Regions from separate parts of the Mus musculus genome. Here region 2 is linked to region 1. A link is a loop called in an ENCODE intact Hi-C map of the cell type or tissue named here. Cell type or tissue: heart. All regions are shown on one strand. Links, peaks and the distances in the headings refer to the core of each region. The heading gives the core; the rest is flanking DNA.

Region 1 (9,484 bases), core at 427-8,426:
AATTTATAGTCTTTTTTTTTTTCTTCTCTACTAGGCACCTCAGTATAGGATAGGATGACCCAAGCATTGACTCCTGAAGGATTTGTCTGAATCTTGTGGTTTTTTTCCCCATTGACCTTAACATCAAGGCACTGAAATGCTCCCATAGATCGTCTGCATTCTAGAGAGACTCTGATTTTATTGTGGCGTAGTTGCTTAGTTTCCCTTTGAGAAACAGGACCAGGCACAAAAGCTGACACCATACTTCAGTCTTTGCCTGAGGAGTGCAGCGTGGAGAGGTGACAATCAGTGGAGTCATTGTTGTGTCTCTGGCTGAGAGCATTCTTTCCTCTGAAACTGTGACCTCCTATGTCAGCTTCTGTGGCATGTTAATTATGGCAGCCAAAAGGGGGCTTCTGGTTGCCAGACATCAATACTTTGACATTTGGACCTTGGTAGTCAACCTCAGGAGGAGGAAGTGGCCATATAAGGGACTACACCTTGGTGGATCGCATAGGGCATGTAATCTGTGGTTTAGCCAGGGGGGCAGAGAGAAAGGCAAAACCTGTTGGTGGGCACCAAGCTTGCTATGCTCTGTCCTGCCAGAGCCCTTTGACCCCTCTTGCATGTTTCATGGTTTTGGTGTCACACTAACCTTGGCAGTTCTCCAGGAATGCAGCCTTGACTCAGGTCGCCATTGCTCTTAAATGAAAGGGGCTCTGGCGGGCACGTTTGGCTTTTCCCACCACCAGCGTTCCAATGTCATGGATCAAGGAATGCTTGTTGACATTACACCTACTGCTAAGAGTGCTAAATCCGACTATATGTTCTGGAACTGTGAAAATCACACAAGTTCTGTTCAGGGATCTGTGGTATGGACATAGAGTGGTCCCTGGCCTCTATAAGCCTCTACTCTAGTGAGCAGCACTTATGGTCACCTACAGCCATTGTCATTTCATACGCAGCCTCTGGAAGTCTCCCATAGCTCTGAGCAATTGATTTTGTCTTGTGTAAAGATACCCTGGTTAGAAGCTAGAGATCCCTCTAGGGAAAGGCTGGGAGAAATATTAACCACACAAAATGTTTGACTGAGAACAAAGGTTTTCGGTCTCATTCCAAAGTTTTTGATTTTGTAAACTGGCACAAATGTAGGAATTGGGCAAAAGGCTGTGACAAAAGGCTTTTGTGTGTGTGTGTGTGTGTGTGTGTGTGTGTGTGTGTGTGTGTGTGTGTGATTTGAATTAGAGGTTCATTGGCTTGATGTGGAAGTTTCTTTTGTCATGTATGGGGTGAGAATTGAGCCTGACTTGTCTACCTTAATCCTAGACTCACTATGATTAACTAGCTAAGGCCTTAGCTTCACATAAGCCAGTCCTTCAGGCACCTGGCCTAGCATCATGATGAACTCTGCTAAGATGAGATAATTTTAAGAATATTTATTTTATGTTAAATTATGTGTTCATGAAGGCAGGTGCCTGCAGAAGGCAGAAGAAAGCATTGGATCTCTTCAAGCTGGAGTTATAGGCAGTTGTGAGCCACCCACCATGGGTTCTGGGGACATAACTTGGGTGCTCTGCAAGGGCAGCTGGTGCTCTTAACCGCTGAGCCATCACTCCGGTCCCCTACATGAAATAATTCCTGACACACAGAAAGGACCTTGATCCTCAGTTGCCTTTCACTTCGGTTGAAAAATATTTGTGCTGAAGATAGACCTGGATTCAAACCCCATTCTGTGGCTCTCCTAGCTGAGTAATTTGAGATGTCAAAGTTAACAAAGCTTAATGGAAGTCACAAGTGGCCAGCAGATAGTGTGCCCTTAGAGTCTGGTGACTGCAGTTGAGCTCATTGCTATTGTCATTGTGATTGTCACTGCCGTCCAGCATGCTGTGTGCAGTTGGGAGCTGCAGTGAGAAGCTCAGCAGAATGAAAGCGTATCTGGCACTTTGGGTCCCTCCTTGATAACGTGCATGGCTGGAAGGCTGGGAAGTCCACGCTGAAGGAGGGAGAGAGAGTGGGAGGGAGGGGAGGAATCTCCTGTGCTCTGGACTCTTTCCCTTCAGGGCTGGCTAGAGCCAGCTCACAAGAGTTGACTAGTAAATTTCTCAGAATGTTTTAAGGTCAAATTAAACGTAATTTTTTGTATATATAAATAACAAGTCATATGGATTTATAATTAAATAAATTGTACTGGGAATTCATTCTCAAAGTATGCTTTTTGGATCAGTTTTACTTAGTTTTCTTAGTCAATGGGATGAGACCCCACCGAGCCCTACACAACTCTCCTTGTTGAGCACCTTCAATCTTTACGTTTTGCCAGATCTGCTTTATGTAAATCTGCTATTACATCGCTAGCATTCCACATGGCTTTTAGTCCTCTAGCCTTATTAACTCGAATTCTTCCTCCACTGAATTGTGCTCTAAATTTATATTTATGAGGCTGACTCTAGCTGGTCAGGTTCATTAATTTATGTATATTATTTTTGAGGCAGAGCCTCATGTAGCCCAGGTTAGCCTCAAACTTGCCATATATACATATATATCTACAAAGATGACTTAACTCCTGATCCTCCTGTATCTTTATCCCAAACTCTGAGATCAAATCTAAGCAATATAGGCTTATAGGCATGTTACCATCCTGTTCAGTGTATGGGGTGCAGGGCTTTATGCGTGCTAAGGAAGCACTCTACCAACTGCACTATACCCCATGCCTCGAAAGACATAGTGAGAGTTTTGTTGCTGGTTCTGCTTCCTCCACTTAGTCTCTTCTGCTTCCTGTAGGATAGTACTCAGTACACATGTATGCTCACACACACACACACACACACACACACACACAAACATGCACACACACTTATATACACATCTAAACATGCACATACACACATACCCATACATACACACATACAAACATATATGCACACATACACACACGCACACCACACACACACATGCCCATGCACATGTGCACACATACTTATATACACACATAAACACATATACACACATATGCACACGTACATGTGCACACACTTATTCATATGTACACACACATATACACACACTCCTATATATATATGCTCATATATTCTGTTTTCTCACTTTTCCTAAATAAGTGATGGGGTTATGCATATTTTTCTTTTCATTTAAATATATACACAGGTGTAAGTCTATAGTAGCATTGTGAATATAATCATTTAATGAAGAGGTTGGAGAAATAGTTTGAATATTTTACCAAGTAAAATTGTGATCCTTTGCAGGCTTTTGTGGAAATCGATTATCACATACACACATATACACACACATACACACGCACAGCACACACAATTGCATCAATTGGTAATCAGAATTTGATGCCTTAACTACATATGTTAGCTTTTGCATTTGTATATGTTTTAGCTGGTGTTTGTACACCGTAAAAAATTGGCTAGGTTTGGGTTGATTAGTAACATTTTAATTCTCTATATCGTTAAATAAAATTCAACACAAATTAGAGACACTTGGGCAAAGGGAAGCTCAGTAGAGGAACGAGCTCCATAGATTGGTCTGTGGACATGTCTGTCTGCCGGAGACTTTTCCTGATTGCTGTGGGAAGGCTCAGCCCACTGTGGGCATTGATAGCGCTGGGCAGGTGGTCCTGGAGCCACCTGAGCCCCTAAGGAAGCAAAGTGAGCAAGCCTTGGTGAGCAAGCCAGTAAGCTGCACTCCTCTGTGGTCTCCGGTTCAGCATCAGCCTTGAATTCCTATCTTGGCTTCCCTCGATGACAGATGGATACCTGTAAGCCAAGTACACTTTGAAAATCTCTCTGGGTTGGTGTTTTATCACAGGAAGAGAGAAACAAGCTAGGAGTGCGGTATAGAAAGAATGCACTCTAGTGAAACAATGTAACTCTCCAAATGTAGTACAAATCACACATCTGATTTCCAGAAAGAAAATTGTCTGGTGAGACAGTAGATGGCGCTATTAGCACACAATTGTGAGAGCTTGGGTTTTTAAGGCACACCATCACAGGACTTAGATTTAGTAAAGTGTCCAGTGCTGTCCCCAAAGTGAAAGCTCTAGTGTAAATTTCTATACTGTGACTTATCAGAATTTTTAAAATGGAATTTTATTTGTGAAATTGTATGTTTTTGTTTATGTCTCATCTATAACTTTTCCCCAATAATAAGGTCCACGTCTGCATTCAATTTTTTGTGATAACTTAATAAATTCATCACTTCAGTGCCACATTACTTAAGCTGCAGACAGACCACTCCCGAGCACTAACCAATAGGTTGTGTCCTTAATGTATTTTATAAAGACCAATATTTTGAAAATCATAATTGACTCAGTATACAAAACAGAATTTGGTTGTCTTCCTTAGGCTTGTCTGCTCGCTTATTTATTTATGTATTTGTTTATTCACTTATGTGTACTAGGGATTCAACCGAGAACCTTCTATTTGCTAGACAAACACTCTGTCGCTGGGCTACACCCCCTGTCTTTATTTATTTTTGAACCTTTAGTTTTGGTCTCATTATTTGCCAAGGCCGATTGAATCTGTGATCCTCCTGCCTCCACCTCCCAGGTAGCTGGGCATACAGGTGGGCATCACTGAGCTTGGCATAGGATTTTGTCTTTGCTTTGCTCAGCAGTGTTTAAAGTTTTAATGAGCTCTACTCTCCATCGGGGTCACAGACCTCAGGTCTCCTCTAGATAGGTGGTGTACTGGCATGTCTGTGGCTCTCGGGACAAACAACACTTCCTTCTGGATTCCTGCATAGATTCCTTTTCTGCCTACCTCCCTTGCTTTTCTGCTTCTTCCTGACCTGTGGGAGTGTCACAGGAAACCACCTTTATGGAATTCTTTTCCTTCTCTATACATTGTATCTCAGTTGTATCACCCCATGCCCATAGTTGAAGCTCTTTCCATGCTCTGAGCATTATCTCATCCTCAAGGCTTAACTTTACAGGAACCGCTGCAGAGAACTCACAGGTAATGCAGTTATCCTGCTGTTCTACAAAGCCATGGGGTGTGCTACATACATACATGAGAAGTTCTACATACCATTTGCTCAGTGACAATGCCCTGCTTGATACAGCAGCCCCAAACTCCTCTCTGGATTCCAGACATATAATTAGACCACCTTTAAAAATCTCAAATTGCATGTGTTCCACGTTTTTCCTCTTTATCATCTCAGATAATATCAACTTTGCTTTTGTTATTGTTCAAGCCACAACATAGAAAGCTTTTGACTCGCTTATTTCCAGCCCACCCACAATCCCATTGGCCAGATCTTTAACACGTGCCCAGACTCTGACTGCTGCGGGATCACCTGCAAGTCCATCATCTTTCGCCTGAATTATCCAGCTAGCCTTCCAAGTAGCCTGGCTATTTCCATTCCTCTTGCCTTGCACAGATGAAGCAGTGTGACCTTGTCCTAATGGAAGCCAGACCACCCCACCTTTCTTCTCAACACCCCACAGACCACCCCGTGCTTCTATTCACCACTCCGCCTGATCACTCTCGATCAGATAATTCACTGTCTTAAATCGCTTATCCATAGCTCAGCTTCTGGGTTCATATCTGAGGCATCCTGGCTCAGCCACGACTTATTCATTTTAGATATTAAAAAGGTTAGAAATATTTATGTTTGGCCTCTGCATAACCTAGACCTGGAAACGTGAAGCTGAATTATTTCATAGCATCACGATCCCTACACGAAGACAGAGCAATTTTCACACAATGACACTATTTTAATAGGAGACAGTCTAACGGGCCACATCATTTTTTTTCATGAAAAAGGAACTCTTTTATTACCCCAAATTTGGATGGAAAAATAATATAAGTATTTTTAATCTATCTATCTATCTATCTATCTATCTATCTATCTATCTATCTATCTATCTATCGTGTGTGTGTGTGTGTGTGTGTGTGTGTGTATGTATGTGCAAGTATGGCTTTCATGTGGAGGTCAGAAGACAACTTGCAGGAGTCAGTTCTCCCACCGTTCAGGTCCCTGGGATTTGACTTAATAGCAAGCACCTTTCTCCAGTTGAGCCATCATTGGTGCGGAACCAAAAACTTGTGTGTGAAGATGACTTTTCCTCTACTCCCACAGTCAGTCCCTTGGTGTCCAAACTCTCTGGGGATGAAATGACACACTCGCTTTCATACCTGGGTCTCTAGAGACAGCTAATGACCAAATAGAGCCCAGATCACCCCCATTCCCCATGGTCTCTTTGCAGCTAATCCATCGGGAAAGCATCCTTCCCTCGGTACTTGAGCTATGGCTCAGAGTCACACAAAGTCCCTTCCTCTCTCATGCCCCGGTGTTCCTCGAGTGACTTTTTAGGCTCATGGATGTTCTGCGTCTCTTTTATTTTGGGATTGCATGTCTTGAAACAGCTGGAGAGTGTTAATGGGCCAGCACAGGCGTTCAGGTCTGCACGTCCGCTCTCTGCTCTCAGCTCTCCCACTCTCAGAATGAGGGAAACGTCCTGGACTACAGTTCTCACAACACAAAGGGGACTCGAAGCCTGGGGATTGTCTTCAGTGGGAGACAAGCTATTTTTCAATTTGGCTCTAGACCAAGTCCCAGAAAATGTGAAACCATTGATTACATATGACTCCGTTTGGCCCCGAAGCGGAAATTATACAAACACACAAGAGCAACCTTTAATTTTCCCACACTCTTTCATTTCCCCAGATATATTGTTTAAATTTGGACTGCTCTACCCCAAGTCCCACGGGAGTGACACTTCCCACATGTCAGAGTTTTAGTTCAGTCCTAGGCTCTAAGGGACCAATTTTAAGGTCATGTAAAACAACCTCAAAAGTTCTTGTCTGGCTTTCTTCTCAGGAGGAGAAGGCAGACACAAGCCACTTTAGACATAACAGTTCATATTGACCTTTAATTTGGTGGGTTCTCCATGAAGCTTACAGCTGTGGAATTTCTTAAGATTAACAGAAGGCATTAGTGCCTTTTGTTGAATAAATGGGTAGGTGTTCAAAGAGAGATGCAAATTGCTTGATTTTCCTTTTGGTCAACTCTACTCTTTTATAAAGTTTAACAAGATTATAAACCCCATAACAGACAGAACACAACAGAGCATGTGGTCAGCATGACCCTGCTCTGAGTCAAGTTATTTTCCTGTGTCAATGGCTGGCAGGCATACTACAGGAACAACATGAAATAGCTGGTGGGCATGGAACAAAATGGTTACAGCTATGCTGGAGGCAGGAGGCCAACCTCAACAGTCTTGTCACGGTTTTGGTTTGCATTTCTGAGAAGAACAAAGATAGTAGGTTCTATAACCAGTCTCTTTTAACCTGTTGGCAAGTAAGATCAGAATATCATGAGAGACTGACAGATAGCATAAAGGAGAAATTAAAGTGCCTCTATTTAGTAAAGGAATAGGTGTTCAGAGAAATGCAAATTGCTTGATTTTCCTTTTGGTCAACTCTACTCTTTTATTAACTTAAAAATGATAAATGATGTCCTGTAAGATTTTTTCTTTTTTTTAAAAAAGAGTTTTCTTTTTGTAGTGTAGGGCTTACTGCATGCTAGGCAAGAACTCTACAACTGAGCTATAGTTCTCAAAATTAGAGTTGTTCTTTTTAAAAAGTTAAGGTTTTTAGCATGTAGCAATATCCTAATTTAATAAATTGTTAGGTTTGGTTCTTTTTAAAATGTTTATTTTTATTTTATGAGTGTACCTGTTTTTTGAGTTCACGTATCTGTGTGCATTGTCTGGAGCCTGCAGAGGCCAGAAGAGGGCACTGGAGTTCTGGAACTAGAGTTACAGATGGTTGTGAGCCGCCAGGTGTGTTCTGGGAACTGAATGGTTTCTGCTAGAGTGTCTAGAGCTCTTACCTGCTGAGCCATCCCTCCAGTGGCAGGATTAGTTCTTCAGATACTATTTTGCATGCTCTTAAGAAGGAAACAGTTAAGTGATTACACAAAGTGAGTATGTCTTGATATGTATTATTTATTAATCCATACGATTTGTACTTTTGGGTATTTGTGAATTTTAAAATTTAAATATGAGACTATTCAACAGGTAAAAAAGCACTTGCCTCATAAGTCTAACAACCTGAGGTTGGTGTGCCAAGAACCCATTGTGGCAAGAGAGAATGAACTCTCAGACCTCTGTCCTCTAATGTCCACATGTGTACTGTGACATGTACCAACCTACTTACACATACAAAAAAAATCATAATTATAGAATAAAAACTACGAAAAATTACTATAAACTTATTTCTTAAAATTCAAGGGGGTTACATAAAGGAAAGAGTAGAATATTCTAGAATTCAGACTTGCTGTTAGTCTTTCCCATAGAAGAGCTAATGCTTGGACAAGTTGGAGACTTAGCTGGTCACCTCGATGTGTCACCATTTCCTAGAAGAAGATGGTCTCCCAGGTGATCTTTCAGTGCTTCAGGTTCTTCTGGGTCCCCTACCTCACCTTCCTGTGAACTCTCTCTGGGTCTTATAAATTAAGGTACTGCAGGGCTGCAGGGCCTCAGGACTCAGTTCCCTGGCACCTCACTTTTTAGTATGCTGAGTAGACACCACTGCTCATGAGCAGAGCTGAAGTCACCCGGGAAGCAATGTGAGGGATGAGGTGTGATACCAGATAGCGGGTGGATTTCAACAATTTCACCTTGCAGTGGCAGAAAGTGGAGCTTCTTTGTGTATACAGTTGTTCAGGACAAAAGTGACAAGGCAGTTGGGTGTATTCCTAACTCCCTTCATTTGTAGAGAAGCCTCACAAAGGAAGGAGAAGATGATCCAAGGAAAGTTTGTGAATTTACCTCGAAAGATCCAGAGTAGAGACCAGTATCTATCTGAAGGCCTTGGTAGAGGACACATGGCGCTGAGCTGAGATGGACCAGAGGAGTGGCATCGCCCCTGACCGTTCCAGTGCTGGCTGGACAGATGGATATCTGAAAGGCTCATCAGAGGCATCTTAGGAAGCAAAGCAGAATCTTGCACAGCACATTCTCAGGCGACAGCGGGCATGCAACTCTGCTACTTCTGTCATGGCTTCTGTAGGATGGCTGCGAAGGGACCGCGAGTCAATTGGGAAAGTGCTTCATTGGTATTCATTCCCCAGACAATGCTAAAAGTGCGTCCTTTATGAAAATGTTCCCCAAATGTACAAATGGCTGAGAGCCAGCTTCCTATGCACAGACAGACAACCAAAAGAGGCGTTCAACACCAGCTCTCCAAGTGTGTCACTGTGGTGTGGTTCTGTTTTTCTAACCCCAAGGAGTACAGACTTGCTTTCCGACAGCCGTTTTTTACTTCTTAGCATTTCATTGTAATCAAATTGCCATTGACATCTGTTTTCCAGCAAGGAGATGTTCCCACAGTAGCCAAAGCTTGCATGACTCTTCCACACAAGCAAGGTAATGGAAATACAAAGGCATGGATTATGAACCAACCACTGGTGCCCAGGATCAGGAAGGCCTTTGGCTACTTAGTGTAAGCCTGATTTTGTGGATAGCAATGGGAGAAGGAGG
Region 2 (9,484 bases), core at 931-8,930, 160 kb after region 1:
TCTCCCATCATGGCTCTCTGGACCCATACTCTGTCTTGAGTTGAATGCACAAGTTGGAGATAAGTCCTTTTAATTTGCAATTCTGATGGATCGCTTTGACAAAACAAATGACCTAATTAAAAGAAGAGAAATATTTATTATATGTGTGTATACATACCACACACACCTAACTCAAAAAGAAATATTTTCTGAACTCCTTATTATATATGTGTATACACCACACACACACACACACACACACACACACACACACACACAAACTTAGCTCAAAAAGAAAGATTTTCTGAACTCCATAAAACAGATAACTGTGAAGAGTTAACCTATCATTCTCGATTGATGATAACACTCTGAAAGTGAGTTTCTAACATGTTGTTTTGATTTCTAGTTTATGTAATGTTTGATTAAACTGATTCCAAAGCAGCATGTCCCCAAGGGGTTTAGATGAGGACATGAATAAAGAAGCACACCAAGAAATGAGGCCAACCGTCATCCCTGCTGTTGACGTGAGTGCTCCTCTGGAAGATTTTCTAAGTCCTGATGCCTAAGAGTTGAAAACTCACAAGTCAAGTCAAGTCAAAAAGCCATCAGACACGAAGGCCCCACCCTGCCTCTCGGAAGTCCTTTCCAGGGCCTCTCCAGTCTCCATTGGGTAATCAAAACAGCAGACAATTGAAAAAGACATCGGCCTCACACACACACACACACACACACACACACACACACACACACACACTCATGCATGCGCACACACACACACACACACACACACACACACACACACTCATGCATGCGCACACACACACACACATACACACACACACTCATGCATGCACACACACACACACACACACACACTCATGCACGCACACTCATGCATGCACACACACACACACACTCATGCATGCACACACACACACACACACACTCATGCATGCACACACACACACACTCACACACACACACTCATGCATGCACACACACACACACACATACACACACACTCATGCATGCACACACACACACACACTCATGCATGCACACACACACACACACTCATGCATGCACACACACACACACACACACACTCATGCATGCACACACACACACACACACACTCATGCATGCACACACACACACACACTCATGCATGCACACACACACACACACACACTCATGCATGCACACACACACACACACACACTCATGCATGCACACACACACACACACACACACTCATGCATGCACACACACACACACACACTCATGCATGCACACACACACACACACACACACTCATGCATGCACACACACACACACACACACACACACTCATGCATGCACACACACACACACACACACACACACACACTCATGCACGCACATACATGCACGCACGCACGCACGCATGCACTCCTGTGTCTGAAAGCACCTGACAAGCTTTATTTCTTTAGAGAGTAAGAACTTCAGGAACCTCCCTGTATTCATTCTTTCTCATGTTGCTGAAATGAAATACCTGCGAAGCATTGTGTGGAGGGAGGGGTTTGGGATTACGGTTTAGGGAACATGGACCCCGTCTCATCTCGGCGGAGGGAAGGAAGCAGAGGACCTGGATGCTGGTGATCAGCTCACGTTCTCCTTTCTTCTTTCTTTGCTTTGGAGCCCAGCTGCTGAGATACCGTCCATATTCTGCATGAGTCTTCCCTCCTTGGCTCACAACCACAACCACAGATGTGCCCCCCTAGCTGTTTCTAAATCCAGTCATCTTGACATTGAAATGTAACCAGCAAACTCTATTCCTAAATAATAGCTTATAGTGCCTACAAAGAACCTGGAAGATACTCACTTGACAGGAGCAACTATGTCCATGCTAAGAAAGCTGGCTGCCTAAGGAATATAGCACGCGACCTGTCACCTGCTGGTTTACGGGTGCTTCCCGGATGCTGGTTAGATTCATTTCTGCTGTGCCAAGGCTCTTGCCCACATTTCATGGCTGTCTGCTTGTCTATGGAATGCCTTTTTTATTTTACCCCCTACTTTTCAATATATTCCAAATAGATCAAGTTTTTCAACTACTAGATTGGATACCAAACAATTCACAAATCTTCCCCTGGTATGTGAGTTTTCACTGCTTGGGACTCCATTACCATGGCATGCTTTGTATTTTTTTTTTTATTTATTTAACATTTAACATTTTTATCATTTATTTTCTGTGGGGTTTTTTTGTTTGTTTGTTTTGTTTTTTTGTTTTTGTTTTGGCTGTATGTATGTCTTTGCACCCAGTGTGTGCCTGATGCCTACAGAGGTAAGAAGTAGACATTAACTTCCCTGGAACTGGAGTTGCAGAAGGTTGTGAGCTACCCTGTGGGTCCTGGGAATTGAACCCTAGTCCTCCCGAAGAGCATTCAGTGCTCTTCACGACTGAGTCATCTCTCCAGCTCCTCCTTTCCTGTTTTGTTTATGTCCTTTATTGCGTCAGATCTTAGCAACATCACATCTCTGCCAGCACTGTCTGTCTCTTAAGATCATCAACACTGGCACAGATTATACATCCCTAGCTATCTAAACACAAACTACATGTTTAATAACCAGGCATAGTAGTTGGATACTTTAATCCCAGCACTCACGAGGTTGAGTCAGGAGGACTGCCTTGAATGTGAATCGTGTCTGGGCTACATAGTAAACTATCAGTCTGCCTGGGTTTCATAACAACTTCCTGTTTCAAAGGACAGCAATGAAATCACATAAGCACAGAGGAGTAGCCGTGTAGTTCAGTTGGTAGAGTGGTTGTCTATGCACAAGGTCTTAAACAAAACAAAACAAACCCCAGACATGATGGCACACACCTACGATCCCAGCACAAGGAAGATAGGCAGGAGGATTAGAAGTTCAGGGTCACCATAGGCTACACAGCAAGTTCGAGGCCAACTCAGAATATGTGAAACCCTGTCTTCTGAAAAAAAAAAAAAAAAGAGTTTAATGTTTTTGGTGTTAAATTAGTAGACAGTAAATTGCACAGCAAGGTGCACTTCAAACTGTATTTCAGTGGCAGAACTCACAGCACAAATGTTGTCTGCATGGCTGCTATGAGGCTACAACATGAATTACTGCAGAAAACAAAGGAAACAAAAAGAATCTCACTGACAGGACAGGCCCTCCAGAATGCAAGGGGTTAAGCAGATCTACCCACAGTGGAAAAAGGGAAGGGGGGCTCTTCATTTTCCTTCATTAAAGACTAATTTTAGGTCTTTCTAGTAAATTAACATGCTGTTTATACTTCGGATACTCCCGACCCTCAAGTCTTGGAAAACATAAAATTTCCAAGAATTAAAGTTTCCATTAATACAAACGCCAAAAGCAGGATGACCGGCGGGGGGGAAAAAAAGCACATTTGTTCCCCCACCCCCACCCCCGCTCCTTCTCAAAAGCTATAGAAAGACATTTACTGTATAATCTTTCTTGTGCGCAAGTGAGCAGTCTTATCATTCTTACGATCTAGACTGGAGGGAGAGGCCTGCGGCCAAGAGTCAAAACGGAGCCGCGACTGCGCCTGCCTGCCCCGAAGGCAGGTGTGGTGCTGGACTTTGCTTAGCCGTCCTGCTGGGTGTAAATTTTCTTTATTGGAAGAGACTGTTGATGGTGTTTTTGTTGTTAGTCTCTATCTTTGTTTCCCTTTTTGTTTCTTTTGTGTGACTTTAAGTGCCTGAAAACTGGTCTTAGTTGGTGAAATCGGTTTTTTTTCCGAAAGGATTTCAGCCCTCCCACCCCTCTATATTCTAACACGAATAGATTTACAAGTTCAGGGCAGGGACCCCACCCTCACCCCACGCTCACCCCACAATCACCCCACCCAAAACACCTACACTCTCTCTATCTGGTTTTATTTCATCTGAAGTAACCCAGTGATACCCCCCCCCCGCAAGTTACACTTTAAAAAATAATAAATTAAAATCTCTTTGCGTCAGTGAACTTGGGCTCAGAAAGTTCTCTGAGCAGCGAGCCTTTTAAAGATGTGTGTGCCGGTCTGGCAGCAGAATCCGGGCTACTGGGAACCGAGCTGGCTCGGCTGGTGCCTCCTCCCCCGGTGGTCCCTCCCTTCTGGCCGGCTCCCTGCCTCCCCGGCTCCCCCGACTGGCCTCCGCCTCCACTTTCCCCGGCTCGCTCGGAGGTCTGGCCCCAGCTAGGCGGCTGAGGAGCTGGCGGAGCATGGCCACTAGCACCTCTATCCCCAGCTCCTACCCCGCCCTCCCCGTGGCCCGGCAGCAGGAGGGGGGAAGCCAAACCCAACCCTCATCTTCCAGCCCTCCTCCCCGCGTGCACTATGGATCGCACCTTCTAGAGTCTTAACTCAGTTCTGGAGGACCAACATCCCCCGGATCTGCACTTCGGGAGGTCTCTGCTCCCGGGATGCGAGAGCCTGGGACCAGCCCGCCCTGTGCGGAGCTCAAGCCGCAGCCGGGAGCGCAAACCCGAGTCTGTAAGTTGCATCGCGCCTCCCGGGGAGAGGAGGGGAAGCCGGCTATAGCGCAGCCCAAAGCCAAACAGTCAAGGTGTACCCAGATTGGCTCGAGCTGTGCAAATCCACTGCAGACCTCAGCAGTGTCTCTAATCCCCGCGTCGCAAATTACTTTCCAGCATATAGTATGATATAGGTTCAGAGGGAGGGGCGGGGAGTCTGGCTGCCTTTTAAAACGCATCTCGTAAATCCTTCCAATTTAATATCAATCATTTTCAAGTTCGAAAACGCAATGTTTGGTATCTTTTAATTACAGTTAATATTTTCTTAATGAACAGGAAGCAGTTTTCTTCGCTGCTACTAAAAGAATCCCTCCATCTTTCCTTTTAACCTTGCTACTTTATCTAAATAGTTTAGCAAGTAGATAGTGAACCCACTTGGCCTTTAATTTTCGTCCTCAGGCTTGCCTGACTAATCCCGAGACACAAAAGAATATACAGAAAATGCTTAAAGATTTGCTTATAGCGGTTATTTCCAAGAGTGAGCAGGGAGGAGAGAGAGAGAGGGGGGGGGGGATTCCTCCGGTTCTGATCAAAAGTTTTCTCTGGGATCCCAGACCTCAGACACAAAGTGGGTTCTCTTTTGTATTGATCACATCTTTAATTTAATATGTGTGTAAAACAGCATCCCTTTGTACAGATACCTGAGACGAGGAAATGAAGTTGACAGTTTTTAATAAGCGTTTCTCTAGTCTAGGAGGACGCGTGTGGAGGAAAGGAGCCACAGGTTCAGGCAGGTGCATAGGCGGGCTATGGTGAAAGGAAGATGTTGGCCAGGAAGAGCATCATCCCGGAGGAGTATGTGCTGGCGCGCATCGCAGCGGAGAACCTGCGCAAACCGCGCATCCGCGACCGTCTCCCCAAAGCCCGCTTCATCGCCAAGAGCGGAGCCTGCAACCTGGCACACAAGAACATCCGAGAGCAAGGTCGCTTCCTGCAGGACATCTTCACCACCTTGGTAGACCTGAAGTGGCGTCACACGCTGGTCATCTTCACCATGTCCTTCCTCTGCAGCTGGCTGCTCTTCGCTATCATGTGGTGGCTGGTGGCCTTCGCCCACGGGGACATCTATGCTTACATGGAGAAAGGCACCATGGAGAAGAGTGGCCTGGAGTCCGCTGTCTGTGTGACCAATGTCAGGTAAGAATGAAATGGAGTTACCAGCAAAGTAGAAATAAAAAGCTCTTTCAGCTAGTCGATTGTGAAATAAAGGGTCTTCATTGGGCAGTTCAGAAACAAAAAGCAAATACAGGGTGCAGGGTTGAAGTTAGCACATTAAAGTCTTTGTAAATGTAGTTTTACCAACAGGTTTCTGAGAATGTGCGACTGCTTCTTTGTGCTGACCTTGGATGGGTTCAAAGAATTCCTGACTCCCCCCCCCCCAACAACAACAACAAACAACAACAACAAAAAAAAAAAACCACAGTTCGTTTTCACCACAAGGATGTCCAGTGTGCACCAGGAAATATTCCCAGTCCATCCAAAGCACTGTGCAAATACAAGAAATATTTTTTTTCTGTAAAGCAGTCTTAATTTTAAAATACACTAAAAATAAAATAACAGAAGTAAATAAAAGCCCTTCTTTATCAAGGTTATTTTGGCATCTCTGACAGATTTTTTTAGATTTAAAAAAATTAAAGCTTATTCTAAAATTTAGAAGAGAGAGTTGTAGTGAAAATTAGTCCAGATTTTCACAAACGGGGTTGAATAGACAGCAAGTGGATATTGAGGTCTCTTTCCAAAGCTTCCACAGAGCAGGAACAAGGCAGCTTTTAGGTTATCTAAATTTGACTTCTGCATTTAGGGATGCTTCAAAGTCAGCTAACACGCACTGGGGTTCCACGTCTCTCTTCTCTATTCCCAAGAGGCCCCAAACACTGCAATGGGGCAAACTTTTTAGTTTGTTTCTTTGGGTGGAGACATAATTGCTAAGGCAGAGAGACTGAGGGCGCTCCAGCCAGGCAGGAAAGGACTTCCAGCGGTCCTGGATCCTATAAAAGTAGCAGAGCATGGCATAGACACCCATAGCTGGGAGCAGAGCTCCTCATGATCTTACTTGCCCTTCCACTTGGCCAAGTAATTGCCAGGCCGACATGTCAAAGAGAGACATCACCTTAGACCACACACAGATTCCAGCTCAGATTTGTCATGAGAGCAATGTACTAGAAAGACCTGGGCTTTACCACTGGGCAGATAGGATTTTCTTTATTCAAGCTTTTGCCTCAACAACAATGAGAATAAGAACCCCAGGTGAGCAGACAACTAGGGACATGGAGAACAAAGTCCTCTCTGTGTTTAAATATTTCGGCTGTGTTTAAGAGATTTGATGCTGTAATGCTGAGTCTCTCTCATGGACTTACTGGCCTTGACTTGGCTGCTGAGGGCATTCATATTCAAACAAGGTTCCAGCAAACGGGAAAGAAAAAAGGTCCTGACAAAGAGAAGTAGGAAAAACGATCATGACAACCTTGAAAATAAACTAATTTTACTCAAGATGATCTATTGTCACTACCCATGAAAAATAACTTAGTAGATTTAAATATATATCATCAAAAAGGGATTATTCTTCCTAGGATGTCTTCTAGGAAGAGAATTCTATAGCATTCACTGGTCCCTAAAATCTGCTTCTTATGACTTCTTATCAAGCAAGATATTCTGAAGAGCATTTACTTCCTACATGCATTCCTAATGGTGTTGAGAGGTGAGAAATGGTGTCAACATTACAGTGAAGCAGCGGTGACTTTCTCAACAGCGCCAGCTTTTAAATCTCGCTCCTTAGCATATTTAAAGCTCATTCTCTTCCTAGAGAACTTTAAACATGCACAATTCCAACTGTTTACATTGCCAATTTGTTGTCAGGCAGCTTTGGTGTCAGGCAAATCATCAGATTCGGAAGCACCTTCCTCTCAGAGGCTGTCCACCAGTATTTCCAACATCCCTTGGTTGCTCTTACTTTAGGGTGGCTCACTTTCTCCTTTGTGCAAAGATGACTTTCCAAAGTGAGTCCGAAAATAGAAACTATGTTATTTTATGTTATTTTTCTCATTATTGTTCAGCTGATACCAGGCCCTCAGCCCTGCTCTATTGAAGGCTTTTTTTTTTTCACTTGAGATTTTTTTAGCAAGCGAGGTGTCCAGATAAGATTGGCTCTTATATTAGATAGAGAAATTGAATTCCATTTTAAAATAAACAATATGAAAACACAGTGCATGAACCGTCTCCCAAGCCATGGACAGACATTGGACTCTTCTCTCACATACAAACCAACATTAAAGCTCCATGTTATATGTGTGCCCTCTTCTGAGATCCATTTCTACTGTCTGTGCTATTGTCAGTCCATGCCACATATCTCGAAGTGTGTGGGTAGGGCAGAAGTCAGTTCTTACAGTTTTGCACAAACGCTTTTTCAGAGATAAAAGGCTCCTTTCCTACCCCCACTTGAAAGCTGATGGATGTGTACAGACTCACGCTCCTGGCTTCCTGCCAGAGGGCAGCGTGTATTGAGTGCTCAAAGTTCAAATGTTTTGTTCACTCATTGTGCCTGGCATTCATAGATAATATTTTGACAGACTGTAACATCTGGTTTCTCTCCTATGAAGTTAAAGAAGTGTGGAATTGGGGTTGAGTGTCAGGAATTGGGTCTGTGATGAAGTGCCAGCAATACTGGGTATGCAATCAGGCGAAGAATTTGCTAATAACAAAATGTGATTCTTCTCAGCCAGAGATTAGCAGAATTACCCAGGAGACTTTCTGAGACTCACTCAGGTCCAGGAGGAGTCCCCCCCCCCCCCAAACCCTTGTCTAATCGCTAAGATGGGAAGGGGATGTGCGACCACAAAACACCTTCCCAGGAAAATCCTGACACCGGCTGACTCTTTCCCCTTGCTCCTTTGAGAGCAGCAGGCCAGATCTAACAGGACTCATGGATGGAGTCATTACACAGACATAGTCTTGACAGAGTCACTTAGTAACCAACACTTGAAACTCCTTTAATAGTTTCCAAGTTCTCTGGGTCACATAGAAAACAAGATAATCAACCAAAAATTTCTCTTCTCCAAATGGAGAAATAACTCTCCTTATTAAAATACTGATGTTTTCTGGATGGTGTGTTTTATACCATGTTTTACCACTGTACTAAGTTTTGTAATCAGGACAATCAATCACTGGATAATGGCTATAATTCTAGAAGCTATAAATAATAAAACATTCAGCACTCAGTAGCTTCCACATGACTCAAGTCTCTCAAACACAGGTAGGTAATAAATAACAAACACCTGCCTGGTAGAAAATTCCAGAAAGTAAGTTAGGCTTTGGTAAAAATGATATATACTACAATTTATATTTAGTTGTTTATTTATGAATGTTTTCACACGGTATATGATCTAGGAAACATTAGTGAAATCGTATCCCCAAATCTGGAAGTACATACATAGGTACAAACGGAAAAGGAAGAGGAGTGGGGTGGGGGAGGCTATCAGGAGGTAGTGAGGGGGTGGGGGAGAGAGGAGCAGGGAGGATGCTTGTATTTAAAATTAGTCTTTCCGGAATCGCTAGGCTGTAGTAGTAGGCACTGCTCTTCCTGGGCTCTTTTCATCACGCACTCGCTGACCTGACATCATTTCTGATATTGGTCCTTACAGGTCATTCACGTCTGCGTTTCTCTTCTCCATTGAGGTTCAAGTGACCATTGGGTTTGGAGGGAGAATGATGACTGAGGAATGCCCTCTGGCCATCACGGTTTTGATTCTGCAGAACATCGTGGGTCTGATCATCAACGCAGTCATGTTGGGCTGCATCTTCATGAAGACGGCGCAGGCCCACAGAAGGGCAGAGACGCTGATTTTCAGCCGCCATGCTGTGATTGCCGTCCGCAATGGCAAGCTGTGCTTCATGTTCCGGGTGGGTGACCTGAGGAAGAGCATGATCATTAGCGCCTCGGTGCGCATCCAGGTGGTCAAGAAAACCACGACGC

The links. A loop is a pair of places that touch in the nucleus more often than their neighbours do. Peaks named below come from ENCODE experiments on the same cell type or tissue, not always from the same donor. Only the 100,000 strongest peaks of a DNase experiment are listed, where the experiment ranks them.
Region 2: it touches region 1 in a loop (2.6-fold over the local background); 2 of 42 quality-filtered maps call a loop at or near these places.

What each region holds. Positions count from the first base shown.
Region 1 is chr6:142,729,973-142,739,456 of GRCm38, reverse strand. No RefSeq gene overlaps it. Among named protein-coding and RNA genes, the nearest start is that of Cmas, 22 kb to the left of the region's middle. In heart, for the core only: CTCF peaks have their summits at 3,931 (motif pointing right) and 7,734 (motif pointing right); a DNase peak (open chromatin) is centred at 6,266.
Region 2 is chr6:142,566,174-142,575,657 of GRCm38, reverse strand. It overlaps Kcnj8 (potassium inwardly-rectifying channel, subfamily J, member 8), which reads left to right and starts at 4,044. Exons shown (of 3, transcript NM_008428.5): 1 at 4,044-4,474; 2 at 5,205-5,652; 3 at 9,153-9,484. The coding sequence starts at 5,279. In heart, for the core only: a CTCF peak has its summit at 4,168 (motif pointing left); DNase peaks (open chromatin) are centred at 3,517, 4,167 and 5,377; H3K4me3 peaks cover 2,478 bases; H3K27ac peaks cover 575 bases; H3K27me3 peaks cover 3,159 bases.